Regions from separate parts of the Homo sapiens genome. Here region 2 is linked to region 1. A link is a loop called in an ENCODE intact Hi-C map of the cell type or tissue named here. Cell type or tissue: tibial artery. All regions are shown on one strand. Links, peaks and the distances in the headings refer to the core of each region. The heading gives the core; the rest is flanking DNA.

What was found. Hi-C counts contacts between places; a loop is a spot of excess contacts. Peaks named below come from ENCODE experiments on the same cell type or tissue, not always from the same donor. Only the 100,000 strongest peaks of a DNase experiment are listed, where the experiment ranks them.
Region 2: it touches region 1 in a loop (15-fold over the local background); 1 of 110 quality-filtered maps calls a loop at or near these places.

What each region holds. Positions count from the first base shown.
Region 1 is chr10:5,552,056-5,557,425 of GRCh38, reverse strand. It overlaps LOC105376380 (a long non-coding RNA gene), which reads left to right and starts at 5,349. Exons shown (of 4, transcript XR_930611.3): 1 at 5,349-5,370. RefSeq lists enhancers at 2,879-3,401, 3,402-3,925. In tibial artery, for the core only: no CTCF peak of the experiment used is centred there; DNase peaks (open chromatin) are centred at 2,185, 2,865, 3,285, 4,785 and 1 weaker place; H3K4me3 peaks cover 833 bases; H3K27ac peaks cover 5,000 bases.
Region 2 is chr10:6,193,278-6,198,647 of GRCh38, reverse strand. It overlaps PFKFB3-AS1 (PFKFB3 antisense RNA 1), which reads left to right. Exons shown (of 2, transcript XR_007062045.1): 2 at 853-1,043. It also overlaps a transcript of PFKFB3 not described here. Among named protein-coding and RNA genes, the nearest start is that of PFKFB3-AS1, 6.8 kb to the left of the region's middle. In tibial artery, for the core only: no CTCF peak of the experiment used is centred there; DNase peaks (open chromatin) are centred at 2,549 and 3,054; H3K27ac peaks cover 5,000 bases.

The DNA of each region.
Region 1 (5,370 bases), core at 217-5,216:
AGCCCCGGTGTTAGAGAGGAACCTCCCTCCGGAAAGACGCCGGGTTCCTCAGAGGGCCGTTTTCATGTGAGATGGGGATGTTTTATTGGGTGCAGTGGCAGGACCAAGGGCTGGGAGCAGGGAACCTCTGGGCTTGCCCTGGAAGCTTCCATATGGGGGCAGCCAGGCAGAAGCCTGTGGGGTGAGTGCTGCATGCCACAGGGGTGGAGGAGTGGGCTCCCTGGAGGAAGATCTCCTGATCCTCAGGCCTCCTCCAGCACCAGGCGCAGAGCTTCCGCCACCAAGGATGTTCCAGCAGAGACCACACAGCCGCGTGGCCTGGACTCGAAGCCATCGAAGTTTTGAATCTCTAAGTCCTTATTTCTTGCCAGCCCAACTATTAATAAATCAAAAGCTCCTTGGAGCGTTGGTTTTTATTTTCTTCTCCCCTAGAACAGTGTGGAAGGAATGAGTGCCTGCTGCCCATGGCCAAGAGACCCCTGACCCCTGGTGATGAGGAAGCTCTTGCTTGTCACTCAGCCCCACATGGTCTGGCATTCACGAGCCCAGTCATCACTTTCTAATCAGGAGATGTCTTATCCTTTTATGGTTTTGTTCCCACCCTTGCGAGGTCAGCTGAGGGTTGACCCTTTGTCTCAGGAAGGTGGCAGGAGCCAGAGAGGAGCAGCCCGAGGTGCTCGGAATTGTACCTGCTCAGGAAGCCAGGCATAGAGTCCACGAAGCTTCACTCCTGAGCCCCTGGGGAGCATTCCTGGCAGCGTCGGCACAGGCAGAACCATGGAAGGAGTCGGCGTCCACCCCGGGACTTGGTGGTACCCAGTCTTCTCCTTGCACACAAATGCCACCGTGCCTGTCATTCAAGTATTGCTTTACCTAAAAGGCTTGAATTTGGAGGGGGAGGCAGGGGACATTTTCATCTCCTAAACAAGGTATTTCTATAGTATAGTCGTTGCTTATCAAAATCACACCTTACTTTTGAAATTTAAAAACATGCAAAAAATATATTTGAGCAGTTCTCCCTTGGAGTAAGGGGATCCCCATTACAAGTGCAAAATCCTCCTTGAGGGGTAGAACCAGCTCATTAACCCCGTCACTCCCTCCGAACCCTTAAGCATGGCTAGTTTGTTAGATTACATACCACAGAATGATCTGGAAAGAAGGATTGCATAACTCGTCAAGGAGAGTGTTGGTTTTGGGCATGGCATGGGGGTGGTGGGTTGGCTGGGAGGGAGATGTGTAGGTCTGAGGTCCCTGAGAAATCCCAGTGTCACAACATGGCTGAGCCCAGGGCATTTAGGAGGCTGTGGGCTAGAGGGCCAGAGTCTTCCAGCTGTGCTTCTCAGAGACCTGGGGGTCGGTGGGAGGTCTTCTCCCATCCCCTCTTCAACTGCAGCTTGGCTGCTTGGCTGTGCTTTATAGACTGGCTTAACTCATGAGAGTCCATCGGAAGGGCTCTTGGCTAAAAAAAAGTGTTGCCAGGTGCCGTGACTCACACCTGTAATCCCAGCACTTCGGGAGGCCAAGGTGGGAGGATTGCTTGAGCCCAGGAGTTTGAGACCAGCATGGGCAACATAGCGAGACCCTGTTGCTACAAAAAATCTAAAAATTAGCCTGGTGTGGTGGTGCAGGCCTGTAGTCCCGGCTACTCAGGAGGCTGAGAGGCAGGAGCATGACTTAAGCTCAGGAGTTCAAGGCTGTGGTGAGCCATGATCATGCCACTGTACTCCAGCCTGTTCAGCGTGCAATGGCACAATCATGGCTCACCACAGCCTGTGCCTGTGACAGAGACTCCAAATCTAAAACATAAAGAAAGGAAAAGAGTGTGAAGCTGCTGATGCAATCCCCTTGTCTCAAGTGATAGACAAGATGTCTGGGGTTCAAGATTGCCGATGTGTCCACGGGCATGGGGTGTTGGTGCAGCCCTGGACCTGGGGCAGGGGGCTGTGTGCAACCAGGCCTGGTCAGCATTGCTGTCGCTACTACTCTTGTGCAACAAGTGGGGACAACACAGCGCAGCACGGAGCGTTTTCTGAGAAAGGCCGGGGGGTCCGGAGTGTGAAAGGACACCTCAGGGCTGGGGCATGGCAGGGAAGGCTCTGGGTGCTGAGTGCTTGCAGTCCAGGGGGCTTCGGAGCTGCTGAGAGAGGACGAGCCTTGGGTGCTTGACAGTTCTGCGGACAGTTCAGAGGCTGCAAACGCTTCCTGACTCCCCAGGACTGGTATTCTAAACTTGGAACTCGCAGTGCGCTCTTGGCGGGCTTCAGAAAGTTCACGAACACCCTGAACTTGTACCAAAACATTATGTGCATGGGCGTTTCTCTGGAACCGCGGTCCAGGGCGAGGGAAGTTTGTGATAATTGCATTTTTGAAGGAGCAAAGGACCCCTGCTGGGGTACGTCACATGGGGACCCAGGGCCCATCCTGTCTGGCCCTTTTCTCTCCACTTCAGCAGGAAAACACACACACACACACACACACACACACGAGTCTTCAAACTTGGAATAGTGATTGCACTGCTAGAATGCTTATTTGTGTGTGCAGGTGTAGCTTTAGAGATGGAGGCAGGGAGAAGGACTATGCATTCTGAGAGAGGGAGGGATTGAGAGAGAGAGAGAGAGTGTGTGTGTGTGTGTGTGTGTGTGTGTGTGTGTGTGTATGTCAGCAGGAATCTGAAAGTACAGCTTGGTGACTGTAAGGGCTGGAGGTGTCGGTGTTTTCTTGCCTGTTCCTTCTCTCTGAACAGAGCTCTCTGTTTGGAAGACCTGTCTTAGCTGTTCCTTCAAAAGTTCTGTGTGTTCTCCTCTGATCTGAGCTGACTTTCGGGGCATGGCTCCAATGGTTTGCCAGCAACTTAGGCCAACGGCAACAGCGGAAACCGAGACAGCTCTGCAAAAATATTTGTTTAATTAGCAGAAACGATCTGTGATCAGAATCCATGTTTAACGACCTGGCTTACAGCCAAGCTCAACACATTTTCCTTCAGGACTGTTTTTGGTGTTGAACTGAGCAAATTCAGCTCTGACCTTCATCCTGGCTGGGGGAGGGGAGACGCCCCACCCTGCTCAGACCCTGGGCTTTTTATTGAAAGGCAGTGCCAGGCACACTCTGATGGGTCTTGGGGGAGACCAAGGGTGCCCTGCTCAATGTCAGCCCTGACTCTGTGCCACGTGCACTCAGCTCTGCCACGGAGGTGCATGGCTCTGTAGACGTGGACGGTGAGCTGGGGAGGAAGGTGGTCTTGGAGAGAAATGCCCCATGGGGAGCTGAGACCTGTGTGTCATGGGATCATCCTGGATTTGGCTTAAAATCCACGTGGCTGTGGAAATCCCAGGGTGCACCGAGGATCTGTGGGGGAGCAGGGGTAAGTCCAGGTGAACCTCGAGCTGTTCTCAGCCCTGAGGTTTGGGTCACTCCGAGAGCACTTGGGTCTCTGCCGAACGGCACAGATCATTCTCAGGCCCTTACAACCATCCGGGTCACTCTAGAATTCCTTTTAGGACTCCTGGGCTGGGCTGTGGCTATTCAGGACTCTGGGTAAGAGCCCTTGGAGTCACCTGGGAGGTAGAATCGCCATTTTCTAGCAGCCATCTTGAATGGCAGATTCCCTGCAGTTCAAGCTGGGGCTGCCCAAGGGGTTCTGGGGGGTCCTGGGTGCCTTCCAGTTGCCCCTCCAGGTGCACCCCCTCCTCCCCCAGGACACTGACCGGCGGGGGCCATCGTGGGGGACCTTGTGCTCTCTGGCTCTGGCTGGCTCAGCCAGTGGGAGCCTGTGGGGCTGGGAGGGAGGAGGGTGTGATGAGGCATCTCCTTCCCGCTGGGCTCCTCCCCACCTCTTTCCTCCTTTTCCAAGTCCCCTGACCATCCCTCCCCTATCTCTCCAGGTCTCTTAAATTACCACGGTGCCAGCTACATGGCCCGGGTGGGTGGTTCCCCACACTGCCTACCCCTTCATACCTCGCCCCATTACACCCTCCTGGAATCATTCTCACTGGAGGCTGCACCGTTTCCTGCTGCCCACGATGAACAAAGCAGGAAACTGTCTTTTCCAGACTTCCCCACGAAGTGAGGTTTTGACGACCTCATTCTCCAAGAGCAAACCCAGCCCCTGGAGTCCGTTCTTTCCCTGCGCGCGTGGACACCCCTGCAGCAGTGGCTCCTTTTGGTGGCCGCTCTTCAGACACGTGCTAGAGAGCAATCATTGATGACAACGTTTTCTTTCAAAAGGCCCAGAAAACAAAATTAAATCTTGGGACTCGAAGCTTCCTGGGCCTGTGCCACGAAGGCCCATGCTTAGCCGGTCTGGTGCCAGGCTCTGTGACGTGTGGAAACCAGGCCCACCGACCACACAGCAGTGGCTGAGGATGGCTCCCTCCTCGGCTACTCTCTGAAATGGTAGAGGCCACTCTCATGGCTGAGTGGTCTCCGCCGTTCTGCAGAGGTGTGGATAAGAACAGGAGTTCCTGCTTGTCTCCTAGGGGTCCGTATTGAACGTTGGCAATCAGTGGAAATCCTGTCTCAGGCCCTCTCGGGGCCCCACACTGATCATTGTATTTAAATCCTCCCAGTGTCCTGCAGACACCTACCTCCCAGACCAAAGAGGGACCTTGCTGGTGGCCAGGAAACAAGCTGAAGCACAGAGAGGAGAGAAAGAGACAGAGTTGGGTCCTCGGGTCACCTTAAAAGGCTGTGAGACTTTTTGCCAGGGCAGGGCCTGGCGGGTGGTGGAGATGCAGGATGAAGGACTTAAGGAGGGATCTTTTACTTTCAGTGTGAAAGTGACCTGTGTTTTTATGAGGGGGCTAGAGAAATACTCAGAATCTGAGAGCAGGCAGTTGGAGTGGGATCTCAGCAAACTTCCGTGTCTGCATGGTCCTGCAACCATCGCCCTGGACAGAGGTCTCAGCTGGGTAGAGATGGACGGTTGTCAGGGCACAGCCTGTCCTTAGGGGGTGCTAGGAATGGGGATTGGGGTGAAGAGGAGTTCAGGAAAGAGGGGTGAGGCATGGGGAACCTGCTGGCTTAGAGGATGCAAAGGGGCAGGTTTTATGGACGCTTTATGCAGGTCCCTTTCATAAAGATACTTGCCCAGCCTGAGCAGAAACCCACACCCTAGAGTTTGTTTCTTCCCTGTGGGCACCCCCCGCCCCCGCAGCAGCGGCTTCTTTCAGTGGCAGAGGCTGACTCTTTTTGCAGCTTCTCCAGCACTTGCAAATGCAACTTCCTTGCACCCACTTCAGACACTTTACAGCTGGAACCCCTTCCTTCAAGGTTAGGGGCCCAGGCCCACAGCCCCTACCTCCAAGTTTCCACGTTTGAAGAATCCCAACCTTTTCCCTTTGCCTCCTCAGCCTCAGGGGTGACACCTCAGAG
Region 2 (5,370 bases), core at 62-5,061, 640 kb before region 1:
AGCTGGGTGTGGTGGTACACACCTGTAATCCCAGCTACTCGGGAGGCTGAGGCACAAGAATCACTTGAACCCAGGAGGTGGAGGTTGCAGTGAGCCAAGATTGTGCCACTGCACTCCAGCCTGAGTGACAGAGCGAGACTCTGTCTCAAAAAAAATTATTATTTTTCTACAAATATCATATATTTTTCTCCAATCTAGTGGACTTAGTGTCTCATTAAGTGGATGTGAGGAGAATACACAGCAGCCATAGCCTGGCTCTGGGTGAAGTGACTCAAATTGCTCAACTTAAGTCCCGGCAAACCCTCCAGTAAGTTTCCATTTCTCTCTGCCCCGACCCTGTCACTCCATCTCCTGTGGGCATTTCCTTTTCTTTTCTTTTCTTTTTCTTTTTTTTTTTTTTTTGAGACGGAGTCTCATGCTATCACCCTGGTTGGAGTGCAGTGGTACCATCTCGGCTTACTGCCACCTCCGCCTCTCAGGTTCAAGCGATTCTCCTGCCTCAGCCTCCTGAGTAACTGGTATTACAGGCTTGTGCCACCATGCTTGGCTAATTTTTTTTGTATCTTTAGTAGAGACAGCATTTCACCATGTTGGCCAGTCTGGTCTTGAACTCCTGACCTCAGATGATTTATCTAAGTAAATTGTTCCAGAAAATAGAAAAGAATAAAAGCAACTCTAGTCATTTCTGAGGCTAGCATAACCTTGATTGGTAAAACAAAAAGTAAAAGAAAAGGAAATTTTAAGTTCATTTTATTTATGACAGACAGAGATATAAGATTCCTATGTAAAATATTAGATCGTGAGAGCCAACCATATACAGTTGACCTTGAACAACACATTTGAATCACACAGGTACACCTACTTTCTCCTGCCTCTGCCACCCCTGAGACAGCAAGACCAGCCCCCTCTTCCTCCTTCCCAGTCTACTCAACATGAAGACGACAGAGAGGAAGACCTTTATGAGGATTCACTTCCACTTAAGGAATAATGAATATGTTTTATCTTCCTTAAAAAAAAAATAAAAGATGTGGAGGATGGCTTGAGCTTTTTGTGTATTTCTCAAAAGTTTTAAGATGTCCTAATTTATTGGTCAAGCAAAAGAAGAAGAAAAGAAATACAGTCATGTGTTGGCTAATGATGGGGATATGTTCTGAGAAATGCATCACTAAGCAATTCCGTCATTGTGCAAACATCACAGAGTGAACTTACACAAACCTAGATGGCAGAGCCTACTACACATCTAGGTTACATGGTATAGCCTGTTGCTCCTAGGGTACAAACCTGTACAGCATGTGACTCTACAGAATACTGTAGGCAACTGTAACACAATGGTAGGTATTTGTATATCTAAACATAGAAAATGTACTGTAAGGCCAGGTGCTGTGGCTCACACCTGTAATCCTAGAACTTTGAGAAGCCGAGGTGGGTGGATCATCTGAGTTCAGGAGTTCGAGACCAGCCTGACCAACATGGTAAAACTACTAAAAGTACAAAAATTAGCTGGGCATGGTGGCGGGGACCTATAATCCTAGCTACTTGGGAGGCTGAGGCAGGACAATCGCTTGAACCTGGGAGGCAGAGGCTGCAGTGAGCCGAGATCACGCCATTGCACTCCAGCCTGGGGGACAGAGCAAGACTCTGTCTCAAAAATAATAATAATAATAATAATAAGTACAGTAAAAATGCAGTATAAAAGATTAAAACAAGCCAGGTACAGTGGCTCAGGCCTGTAATCCCAGCACTTTGGGAGCGTGACGGGGGGAGGATTGCTTAAGGACAGGAATTTGAGACCAGCCTGGGCAACATAGCAAGACTCCATCTGTGATGGTGAATACTGAGTGTCAAGATGATTGGATTGAAAAATCCTGGGTGTGTCTGTGAGGGTGTTGCCAAAGGAGATTAACATTTGAGTGAGTGGACTGGGAGAGGCAGACCCACCCTCCGTCTGGGTGGACACCATCTAATCAGCTGCCAGCAGGGCCCGAACAAAAGCAGGCAGAAGACCGTGGAAAGACTAGACTGGCTTAGTCTCTGCGCCTACATCTTTCTCCTGTGCTGAATGCTTCCTGCCCTCAAACATCAGACTCCAAATTCTTCAGCTTTGGGACTCTTGGACCTTTGACCACAGACTGAAGGCTGCACTATTAACTTCCCACTTTTGAGGTTTTGGGACCTGGACTGGCTTCCTTGCTCCTCAGCTTGCAGACGGCCTATTGTGGACCTCACCTTGTGATCGTGGGAGTCAATGCTCCTTAATAAACTCCCCTTATATATACATCTATCCTATTAGTTCTGTCCCTCTACAGAACCCTGACTAATCCACCATCTCTACAAAAAATAATACAAAAAATTAGCCGGGTGTGGTAGCAGGCGCCTGTGGTCCCAGCTACTTGGGAGGCTGAGGTGGAAGAATCGCTTGAACCGGGAGGTGGAGGCTGCAGTGAGTTGTGATTGCACCAGTGCACTCCAGCCTAGGAGACAGAGCGAGACTCCATCTCAAAAAAGAAAAAAAAAAAAAAGGCAAGCTCACGAGGCAGCACCCTGCTGCCCGTGCTGTCTCATGTGCCTTGGCTCTCAATATCTCTCCCGCCCTCTCCCCCGAATAGTGTTTGTCCTTATGAAAGCAAAAGAGGAAGGAGAGCCAGAAAGCTTGATTCTGGAAAATTCCTCTCAAAGTCTTGAAAACAAGGGGAGGGGTAGAGTAGAAAAAGAGCAGGATGTTGGAACCCGCAACCTTGCCACATTAAGTAGTGACGGGCCTCACCTCCCCAAAGGAGATCACCATCTGCCATGAGAATAAGTGAATGGAAAATGGACTGAGAAACTCACGTATCACACCACCTTGGCTCTGCCAGAGCAGCCAGGACAGTAGCCCGAATTCTCCCTTCTCTGCCTCGCCACACACAATGGCCCCTAACTCCCACCTACCTTCTCCCCCAAGAGAATTCTGCGGGGAGCCCCCCGAATACTCTCTGCTGGCAGTTGTGATCCTCCTGGAAGTGAACCACGTTTATCTGCATTCTCTTACCAGTTTGCTTGGTGACTCAGTCTCCCTGGGTACACTGCCAAAACCAACTTCTAGAGGAAAGTCTGAGTCCTGGGCCGCAGTGACCCCATGCAGACATGGCCAGCCACCTAGGAGGCATGTCAGGGTTGCAGGGGCCCTTGAACACTTGGATCTTGCTTGTTTTCATGCTTAGCCATGGAACTATGTCCTAGAACATGAGTAGCTTTGTTTCTTGCCAGACAATTCCTCAGTATTGTGCAGACCCAGACACAACAAGATGAAGAAAACTCTAGACGTCTGTGAGGCCCAGATAAACCCGATGGAACAGCCCTGGGCAAAGCCCCATTCAGGGTAGGGGAAACATGGCCACTACTAATGCCTAAACCACCCCACCCCATGTCTCCTCTCTAAGGGTCTTCTATGACCCTGACACCATCTTCTTCCAAAGCGTGGATGAAAAAGGAACAGGAGGCGAGCGCAGTGGCTCACGCCTGTAATCCCAGCACTTTGGGAGGCTGAGGCAGGCAGATCACTTTAGCTCAGGAGTTCAAGACCAGACTGACCAATGTGGTGAAACCCCATCTCTATAAAAATACAAAAATTAGCCAGGTATGGTAAGAGGTGCCTGTAATCCCAGCTACTCGGGAGGCCAAGGCAGGAGAATAGCTCGAACCTGGGAGGCGGAGGTTGCAGTGAGCCGAGATTGCGCCACTGCATTCCAGCCTGGGTGATAGAGCAAGACTCAGTCTCAAAAAAAAAAAAAGAAAAAAGAAAAGAAACAGGAGCAAAAGCCCATCCTTGCCATGAGAAGAGTGTTGGTGTTCTATGCCCTTCACAGAGTGAAGCTCTAAGTGCAGCACCAGGCAAACTGTGCAAAGGGACAAATCAGGTGGTCACTCCAAGGCCCTTGAAAGCTCTTGGGCCAGCTTCCCACTGAATCCACAAACCCCTGTTGAAGAGTCCTGGGATCCTCAGCTTAGACCTCTGGCTCTTTGGCTCCAAGCTGTTTGCTCCATTATCAGATGGCGCTACTGGCTAGAAAGACATTGCTTACACTAAGCTGAGTTGATCTTCCTGGAAATGCCCCCTTGTCTCTTTCTGTTGCTGCACATGGGTTAAGCCTGCATCCCCCTCCAACAACAGGTGCTCGCCCTTAAATGTTTGAAAGCAGCTGTCACGTCCCATTGAAACAGGCATCCTTCAGGCTAAGGAGCCCGCTCCTAGACTTTAGCGCAGCGGAAACATAGTTTTCAAAAGTCTGTGCAATTCACCAAAGAGTGAGTTCATCTTGTGATGTCAAGAGCTGAATTAATCAGGGACTCAAGAAGCAATTCCAGGGAACCTCTGCATATCTAGGTTTAGAGACTCAACCGTGATGAACCAGGCTTGTCTTATCTCCAAAGCTTTTATCCAATAGGAATGGGAGGGCAAGACAGTGACTGCGGTAGGTGGCTGGGGACGTGGCTTGGGAGTTAGGAACCCCAACCTGGTTTCTGACCCTCTCTACACCTCGTCTAGACCTCTGCTCCCTTATCTGTCTAAGCATCTCTTCCACTTCCCAAATGGCAGACACCAATGGTTCCCATTGTTCTCAATGAAATACAAATATTAATAGAAACTGTCAGGCCTCTGAGCCCAAGCTAAGCCATCATATCCCCAGTGACCTGCACATATACATCCAGATGGCCTGAAGCAACTGAAGATTCACAGAAGTGAAAATCGACTTAACTGATGATATTCCACCATTGTGATTTGTTTCTGCCCCAACCTAACTGATCAATGTACTTTGTAATCTCCCCCACCCTTAAGAAGGTTCTTTACAATCTCCCCCACCCTTAAGAAGTTTCTTTGTAATTCTCCCCACCCTTGAGAATGTACTTTCTGAGATCCACCCACTGCCCCCAAAACATTGCTCTTAACTCCACCGCCTATCCCAAAACCTATAAGAACCAATGATAATCCCACCACCCTTTGCTGACTCCTTTTTTGGACTCAGCCCGCCTGCACCCAGGTGAAATCAACAGCCTTGTTGCTCACATAAAGCCTGTTTGGCAGTCTCTCCACACGGACACCTGAGACAGAAACCTGAGAGTAATCACTGGACTACAGGCAACTTAGAAACAGGGACAGCTGTTCATCTTTGAATCACCAGATCCTACCACAGTGTCCGACATGGAGAAGGTGTTCAATCTATGCTTGCTTAATGAATGAATGAATGTTTACCTTTGCAGCGATTCAACTAATGGATACACAATACTTTTTTGTTTTGTTTTGTTTTGTTTTTTTGAGACAGGGTCTGGCTCTGTTGCCCAGACTGCAGTGCAGTGGTGCAATCACACAAACTCTAGTGCAGCCTAGAGTTT